2 separate regions of the Homo sapiens genome follow, and region 2 is linked to region 1. A link is a loop called in an ENCODE intact Hi-C map of the cell type or tissue named here. Cell type or tissue: mammary epithelial cell. All regions are shown on one strand. Each heading gives the region's core, and the rest is flanking DNA. Links, peaks and the distances in the headings are about the cores only.

What was found. Peaks named below come from ENCODE experiments on the same cell type or tissue, not always from the same donor. Only the 100,000 strongest peaks of a DNase experiment are listed, where the experiment ranks them.
Region 2: it touches region 1 in a loop (13-fold over the local background); 1 of 110 quality-filtered maps calls a loop at or near these places.

What each region holds. Positions count from the first base shown.
Region 1 is chr4:61,423,357-61,427,750 of GRCh38, forward strand. The region is part of intron 2 of ADGRL3 (adhesion G protein-coupled receptor L3); the gene reads left to right. Among named protein-coding and RNA genes, the nearest start is that of ADGRL3, 230 kb to the left of the region's middle. In mammary epithelial cell, for the core only: no CTCF peak of the experiment used is centred there; DNase peaks (open chromatin) are centred at 2,165 and 3,945; H3K27ac peaks cover 563 bases.
Region 2 is chr4:61,371,446-61,375,839 of GRCh38, forward strand. All of the region lies in intron 1 of ADGRL3 (adhesion G protein-coupled receptor L3), which reads left to right. Among named protein-coding and RNA genes, the nearest start is that of ADGRL3, 170 kb to the left of the region's middle. In mammary epithelial cell, for the core only: no CTCF peak of the experiment used is centred there; a DNase peak (open chromatin) is centred at 2,636; H3K27ac peaks cover 1,349 bases.

The DNA.
Region 1 (4,394 bases), core at 166-4,165:
CCAGAGGCCATGCACTTCCATATTTCAGGAAACATTGAATCCAGTGTGGATAGGATTAATAGAAGACAAGATGGGAAAGTGTATAGGAGTTTAACTTCAGAGCTATTGAACATTGTGTTAGATAATCTGGACTTTATGCTACATCAACATGATGTCATCTGAGCCTTGATGAAGGTATAGGGAGAATCCATGAACATAGTTTGATCTGGCAGAGAGCAGTATGGAAGATAAGTAGTGGAAAGGGACTAGGTGGAGGCCAACGGATTAGGGCCAGTAATGCCATTTTAATAGACTGAAATCACAGGGAGTGTAAGAGCTGGGATTAGTAGGAGAGGGTCATGATTGTGAGAGGTTTCAGACTTTTAAAGCCTGCTGAAAGTCCTGGTTGTGTTGTTCTTTATTTAGTTGGAAATGCATTGTTTTGGAATTTAGAACCAGGGCCATGGTTAACCTGAGATAAGAAGAAATGGGTTTAATGTGTGTATATGGTAGCCATAAGCCATGGAAGGAGCACAGAGTAAAAACATTTAAAGGTGAGTTTTTGATGAACACCTCCACTTAAAGAAGTAGAAAATGAAGAGTGAGTGAAGGAGGCCAATAAGGGTGAATGTTAATGAGAAATTTAGAAGGAAACCTACAAAAATAGGACAATGTGACTGTCAGGTTTTAACCTGAGCTGGGGTCCAAAGGGAGTTGATGGACAGGTGGTGGGTAATTGAAAGAACACTCAGGGGGTGAAGGGGCATAGGCAGGTGGGACATGGCTTTATTATACGCTGTCCCTCACAGTGTCAGTGATACATTTATGCACTTCACAGACAACAGTGGCTCAGAGTCAGGTGATGAGCCGACTCATAACATGGTAGCATAACTGTGATTATATAATGCATGGGATTGTGCACCTGCGCTCTAATCCTGCTGCATCATGCTGTAACAGATGTTTACCTTGGCCTACTCTTGACTGCCGCACAGCCATTTTCCTTACACTCCACCCCCTAGGCTGAGGGGGTCCTCTTAGTGGGGAAACTTGCCCACACGGTGGCACCCTGGACCCATAGGCCACAGCAGTAATACAAGAAGCAACAACCTACTACTAATATCCCTGTTACGCTCCCCATGATTATCAGGGCCCAACGTAGGCCAGAGCTCAGGGATGCCCACCATCTCTGTGGGGGGTCATTAGTAAGGCTCTCAACTGCTTCAACCTCCTGTGCCATCTCTTGCAAGGCTGCTATTATGTTTTGTTGATTTTCTGGAATAAATGTACAACATTGTGTCCCTATAAGGGCACAGATGCCACCTTGGGCAGCTTACTATATCTAAGGCCATCCAGTTTTGCAGCACCATCTTTCATCTTTCTGGTTTGATCAACCTCATTGGTTAACAGGAGGAGGGTGACTTGGGTGTAATTCAGGGGCCAAGCTGTGTGCTCTGCAAGGGCTGTAACCTGTGTTTCTACAGTAATGACACCTGCTCCAGGGATGGTCAAAGCTAAGGGGTAGAGCCACCAAGGGGCTTGCAGCACTTGCAAAAAGTGGGAACGTAGCACCTCCCAGTTGTGTGGGCATCTAGGCAATGTGGGAAGCACAGTGGCAGGCACAAAGGCCATCCCCAGGTACAAGGGCCAGTCCAGTTCACTGGTGCATATGGCCATTCCATGTCTCCACAGACCCATAAACTCCCAGGGGGCACAAAGTCCATTGGAGCTTGACGTTGATGAGGCCACCTATTCCACTACACCCTTGGTGTGGTGATATATGTTATATTTGTGCAGGCTATGGTGGGCAAATACCCCATGTTGACACCATCCCATTGTTGCTGTATACATCGTGGTACCTGTGGGGTGGGGGCACTATGTGTTCCCCTGCTAACCAGCCCCATTCATCATAGACATTACAGGTCAGCCAGGGGTTGAGCATGTCATAGGTTTTGCCATGCCCCCTATCCAAAGTTTACCATTTCACATTCCAGGCATCGCCCATGGGACCCCAAGTCTCTAGCCATGTCCAGTTCTCCATAGAAGCTAAGTGTATGTGGCAGGGCAAGCCGTCCATAGCTGCTGCTGGAAGGGTGGTGCAGATCCTACAGTTGGAAAGATTAGTCACCTCAGCATAGGTGTGGGCCCATTTCACAATGCTTTTGCAGCATGTCAATCTATGGTCGAAACGACAAAGCAGGCACAGGTACTAACAAGGATGAATCATGCCCTTCAGGCAAAATACAGGCTAACCATTCATTTCTGGTAGCTGCCAGTGGCTTCTGCCCAGGGTGGTGCTCCCCATGGTTCCTTTGGGTCCTCTATCTGTGCTAAAGTTACTGGGGAGCTCATATTAGGCCACACAGATGGTACAGATGTCCCACAGAGGAGGGTTCCTTCCCTGGCCATTCCCCTATGAACAGTCATTCACGGAGGCCATATATTAAATACCCAAGGAGTGACATGTAAATCACACAGTAGGCCCTCCCCCCTGGGGCTATGGTAGCCAACCATCTGCAATGGGCCTTCGAGAGTCCATGGCCAAAGCCAGGTTTTTTGTTATCCTGCCTTTAGGTGCATTGAGGCAGGCAACAGCAGATTACCATTCGTCCCCATATCTAGTGAGAGGAGGTCATCCTTGGTGTCTGTATCTGTAACTGAATGGAGGCAGTGGCCCAGTGTAGAAGTGCCCCACTGGGGCTGGGCCACCTTTCTGTGGCTGTTCATTCAAGGTTTGGAGCATCAGGTCCAACCTTGAACTACAGCCCCACAAAGGCAGGAGAATAACATGCAAATGTAATTCATTTTCCATAAGTCTTGCCACATGGCGTGGCTCCAAATGAGTTGGTGACCAACTAGCCAATTCGGTAATTTCCAGGTAGTTAACCACAAGATTGGGCCCTGGTAAACTGCCCATCTATTGGTGCAGATTGCCATAGGTGTCTCCTTCTTGGTGATCACCATCCACACTGCTCTGAGTTCAGCCCACTGACTACTTTGTCCACACCTGATAACAAATCATATGGTGTCAGTACTAGGCTGGACCGCAACAGCAGTCCAGGAAGCAGTCGCACCCTGGCTGGACCCATCCATATGCCATGCCCCATCGGGAATGGGGGGGTGCCCCTCTCCTACAGAGTCAGCAGTACAGTTATGTTTTTCACTTTCACTGACTGGCCTCCATAGCCGTCTATGTATGCAGCCTTGCCTGGAAACTTATCTAGGTTCCCATAGACGAGGCTACACTCTGCACCAGCATTTACCAATGCCAACACTGGGGAGAGTGGATTGCCAGTTCCACATATGGCCTCTGGTCATCTGGTTTCCCCCCAAGCCAGGCACCTTGGCCAGTTCCCTAATCAAACACAAAAGGCTCTTTACCTCCACCCACCTTCAAGTAGTCTTTGAGCTGGAGCATCCTGGTGGAACTGGGTCGAGCAACATCATCCTGCCCCGTCTTGGGCATTTTCTGGAATTGCTGCTCTGGGGACAATTGCCTCCACAAAGTTAACAGCACTTCACTGGGTTGCCTATCAGTTTTATCTCGGTCAACCCCAGCCCAAATCAAGTCAATTCCCATCTGTGTGCAGGTCACCCACTGGGGCGGTTTTTTGTCCCACGAGGTGGCCCCTGTGGAAGGGGTACCTTCCCCTTTTTTATGGCACAAAGTCCCTGGTCCTGCCAATGGCCCTCTGCTTCTCTGAGGGCCACCATGGCAGTAGTCATCTCATGTATGCAGTGCCCCATGTACAGAGTAAGGACAGTGGCCAGAGAGCCGAAAGCACTCAGGGGTGCAGAGCTCAACACAAGTTCCCTCATGTGGGAGGGAAAGCATTCAACATATGGCCCTCAGGTATTTAAATCAAACAAAACTTGCCACATACCCATTTCCTGAATTACCTGCACCAGCTCTGCATATGAATGCCATTTACTCACAGTTTTTGGTATTTCTCTGGCATTGTTCCATACCATTCTATGACAGCCATCAGCCATTCAGTCAGGGTGTGGTCGCCTCGCCCCTGTGTTAACCGCCTGCTCACCTGCAATCGCTGTTGGAGGGATGGGTCATAATGGAGGCCAACTTTTCCATTTCAGAGGCAGAGCAGACAATACCATCAGCTCCCTCATCCAAAAGGCAAAGCATCCAGGTAGATAGGGGTTCCCCCATGCACTGCTGACACTGTTTACCTAATTTATGCAAGTCAGTTGGGGTATAGGCACTGTATGACATGTGCTCCACCACAGTAGGAGGTCCCTGAACCCCCACGCCCTGGGGCCCCAGTGGCTGTTCCTGCTCTATTTTCTGACGGACCACTGGGTGAGCCTGCAGTGGAGGTTCTTCCTCCTTGGTATCAGACCTGGCGGGGGTCTCTGACTGGGATGGCTGGCCCAGGCCCACACTAGTGGCAGGCCCTAAT
Region 2 (4,394 bases), core at 231-4,230, 52 kb before region 1:
CAGTTGCTTGTCTGTAAAGTATTTTATTTCTCCTTCACTTATGAAGCTTAGTTTGGCTGGATATGAAATTCTGGGTTGAAAATTCTTTTCTTTAAGAATGTTGAATATTGGCCCCCACTCTCTTCTGGCTTGTAGGGTTTCTGCCAAGAGATCTGCTGTTAGTCTGATGGGCTTCCCTTTGAGGGTAACCCGACCTTTCTCTCTGGCTACCCTTAACATTTTTTCCTTCATTTCAACTTTGGTGAATTGGACAATTATGTGTCTTGGAGTTGCTCTTCTCGAGGAGTATCTTTGTGGCGTTCTCTGTATTTCCTGAATCTGAATGTTGGCCTGCCTTGCTAGATTGGGGAAATTCTCCTGGATAATATCCTGCAGAGTGTTTTCCAACTTGGTTCCATTCTCCCCATCACTTTCAGGTACACCAAGCAGATGTAGATTTGGTCTTTTCACATAGTCCCATATTTCTTGGAGGCTTTGCTCTTTTCTTTTTATTCTTTTTTCTCTAAACTTCCGTTCTTGCTTCATTTCATTCATTTCATCTTCCATCGCTGATACCCTTTCTCCAGTTGATGGTATCGGCTCCTGAGGCTTCTGCATTCTTCACGTAGTTCTCGAGCCTTGGTTTTCAGCTCCATCAGCTCCTTTAAGCACTTCTCTGTATTGGTTATTCTAGTTATACATTCTTCTAAATTTTTTTGAAAGTTTTCAACTTCTTTTCCTTTGGTTTGAATGTCCTCCCGTAGCTCAGAGTAATTTGATCGTCTGAAGCCTTCTTCTCTCAGCTCGTCAAAGTCATTCTCCGTCCAGCTTTGTTCCGTTGCTGGTGAGGAACTGCGTTCCTTTGGAGGAGCAGAGGCGCTCTGCTTTTTAGAGTTTCCAGTTTTTCTGTTCTGTTTTTTCCCCATCTTTGTGGTTTTATCTACTTTTGGTCTTTGATGATGGTGATGTACAGATGGGTTTTTGGTGTGGATGTCCTTTCTGTTTGTTAGTTTTCCTTCTAACAGACAGGACCCTCAGCTGCAGGTCTGTTGGAGTACCCTGCAGTGTGAGGTGTCAGTGTGCCCCTGCTCATGGTGCCTACCAGTTAGGCTGCTCGGGGGTCAGGGGTCAGCGATCCACTTGAGGAGGCAGTCTGCCCGTTCTCAGATCTCCAGCTGCGTGCTGGGAGAACCACTGCTCTCTTCAAAGCTGTCAGACAAGGACGTTTAAGTCTGCAGAGGTTACTGCTGTCTTTTTGTTTGTCTGTGCCCTGCCCCCAGAGGTGGAGCCTACAGAGGCAGGCAGGCCTCCTTGAGCTGTGGTGGGCTCCACCCAGTTCGAGCTTCCCGGCTGCTTTGTTTACCTAAGCAAGCCTGGGCAATGGCGGGCGCCCCTCCCCCAGTCTCGCTGCCGCCTTGCAGTTTGATCTCAGACTGCTGTGCTAGCAATCAGCGAGACTCCGTGGGGCAGGACCCTCCGAGCCAGGTGCGGGATATAATCTCGTGGTGCGCCCTTTTTTAAGCCCGTCGGAAAAGCGCAGTATTCGGGTGGGAGTGACCCGATTCTCCAGGTGCGGTCGGTCACCCCTTTCTTTGATTAGGAAAGGGAACTCCCTGACCCCTTGTGCTTCCCGAGTGAGGCAATGCCTCGCCCTGCTTCGGCTCGTGCAGGGTGCGCACACTCACTGACCTGCGCCCACTGTCTGGCACTCCCTAGTGAGATGAACCCGGTACCTCAGATGGAAATGCAGAAATCACCCGTCTTCGTCGCTCAGGCTGGGAGCTGTAGACCGGAGCTGTTCCTATTCGGCCATCTTGGCTCCTCTAACTCTGTCGCTTTTTCTAAAATATCTAGTTCATCTTTGCTCTTGATTTTTTATTGTAATAACCACAGCATGCTATTCTTAAAATTGTAATAAGCATATAATTTGAAATAGTATCCTAGAGAAATAAGAGACATAACAATTTTTCATTTATAGGTATACATAAAATTATGTTTGCATATTTATCCCATATGAATTTGAGAATTTAACTTTCATTGTTAAGGGGGAAAGTAGAAAAAATGTTAAAATGTTAAAATTTTTGTTATTAGCATTTCCTTTATATCTCTTGAATGCATACTTCAAAACGAATTGATTACATTTAATAACAATGGAAATTAAAATCAGCATCAATTAAATTTAAAAATAATGCAATACTTTAATTCAGATAAATCATTTTCATAGTTTGCTGTTCTTTGACTTTTGTTATTCTGAAAAATATTGTTTCACTTTAATAGACTTTTTTACTTTTTAAAGAGTTGTGTTGCTAGCTGTATGCAACATCCATTATTTTTAAAAAGGTCTGTGGATGCATTAACTTTTTCCTACAAAAAGCCAACAGGTTAAAAACATTTTAATGAACCTTATTTGAAAGGATGATATGAATTTTCCCCCAATAGTCATGCAATATCTAAATAACTTAAAATGTAGATTTATATACTCTTCTTTTTATGTCTATAACATATAGACATAAAATATAAATACTTAAAAGTAATGTCCTCAAAAGGCAGAGTAAAATACCCACACATACACGAATCCTTTGAACTTCATCAAGGGGGTTAACTTTTGCTTCTCTGTAATGCCAGTATTACCTAACCTTATTATGACTAGCTTGAATCATGTATGAGTAAAACTTCAGTTATCTAGGATCTTGTTTGGGTGGGTGTGGGGTGAATTCTTTGGGTAGAAAAAAATTTCTGAAAAGTTGGGGCAAATATCCCTCCTATTCAAGTGTCCACTGCAGATGTTTGCATTTGAATAGTATAACTATTTCCAAAGTTCTTTCTGTTTTCCTCAGAGCTTTAGGTATTTCTTCTGGATGTCAGTTTGTCAATACTCTGCTTTTGCTTCTTCTGATTTCTCTTTGTTAGAACTCTGTATAGGAAAGAAAGAATAAGTAGGTCTTGATTGAGGGCCTCTCCATGAAGTTGAGTTGAATTTTAGTGCAGTGTGCCTTTTTTTTTCACAAACATGTTTTCTGATTCAGGCTTGTAAGTTACATTGGTTTGATTTCCAGATGTTGGAGTCTCAGATAAGGGACTATTACTGTGGAACATGAAGCACATTTTTAAGACCTCAGTACTGAAGATTTTCTGCTTGAAATCTTAGACAAAGTGAGAAATAAAGCTTCATGCGATGCACTACAGGCAATGTGGGAAGGGGGCAGAGAAAAAAGGAGAAAGCAGAATGGCAATGCAATGGAAATCTGATATTTGATATGTAAGTTAATCCCTTTCAGACCTCCAGCCAGATTTTTTTTTCACTTGTGCAGAAGCATTTCTTTATTTCCTTCTTTCTGCTTTTTAATCCCACATTCTGCCCCCTGCACAGTTGGAATGTTCCCAAAACACTTTGGCAGAGGTCACTTCTCAGAAGCTTTTTAAACTTTAGTTAGAATACATTTATTGATTTTTTTTTAATGACCAGAGGAATGAGGATTTTTGGAAAAAGCTTATCTGAGGTTCAGTGTCTGGCTTGGCAATCCAAACTATTTTAAACCTCTGAGAACACTTCATTAGATGCCAGGTTCTTGTGTTTAGTAAAACAGTAAGGATTCTGGCATATTGGATTTTTGTGAGATTCGTATCACCTGACAATTTGGCCTTCTAGATATGTGACATAAAAATCATTTTTCTGGAACTGACATTCAGAAACTGCGTGAGTTTACAAAAATTTGGTAACTCTTAAAAAAAAATCTATCATGAGTCTGTAGAAGGTATTTGGTAGCATGTGTTGGCACAATAACTTGTTCTTAGGCTATTTTTCCTTGTATTTAATAGTTCAAGATTAAACTCTAAATTTATTTATCTAAATTTACCATGAAGAGAAAGTACAGTTTTGTGAACTAAAAACTGGAGGGTTAAAGACAGGATAAATAAATGTTTAAAGAAAAGGATTTTTTCTTAAGTAGAGCATTTCTGCTTGAATGAAATTTTAAATTTCTTGCTCAAATTTTGGACATAAACCGGGACAAGATTTCCTACATCCATAACCCTGAGATAAGTATCATATGAATCATCAAGTGTACTCCCTGAGTTACTCTGACTTACACTGTCCCAGCATGCATGTTTCAGGTTAGATTTTGGTATGTTTAACCAGTGTGAAAGGAAAGGAGATGGAGCAATGGTAGAGTGCTTAAATAATATATATGTTGAAAGCTGATTATTTTGCAACACATTTCAAAATGTTTTAGTACAGAGCCTCTGTAAACGGTAAATATCTCTAAGACATTCAAAGTGAATTAATTAATATGCAATCTTTCCAAAATACAGCTCCTATAAAGACCAAGGGGTCTATATGTTCTCTTTGTATATTCATCTTAGAAAAAAATACATGAGTTTAGAATTCATATTTGTAGAAGCAATAGCAATCAGTG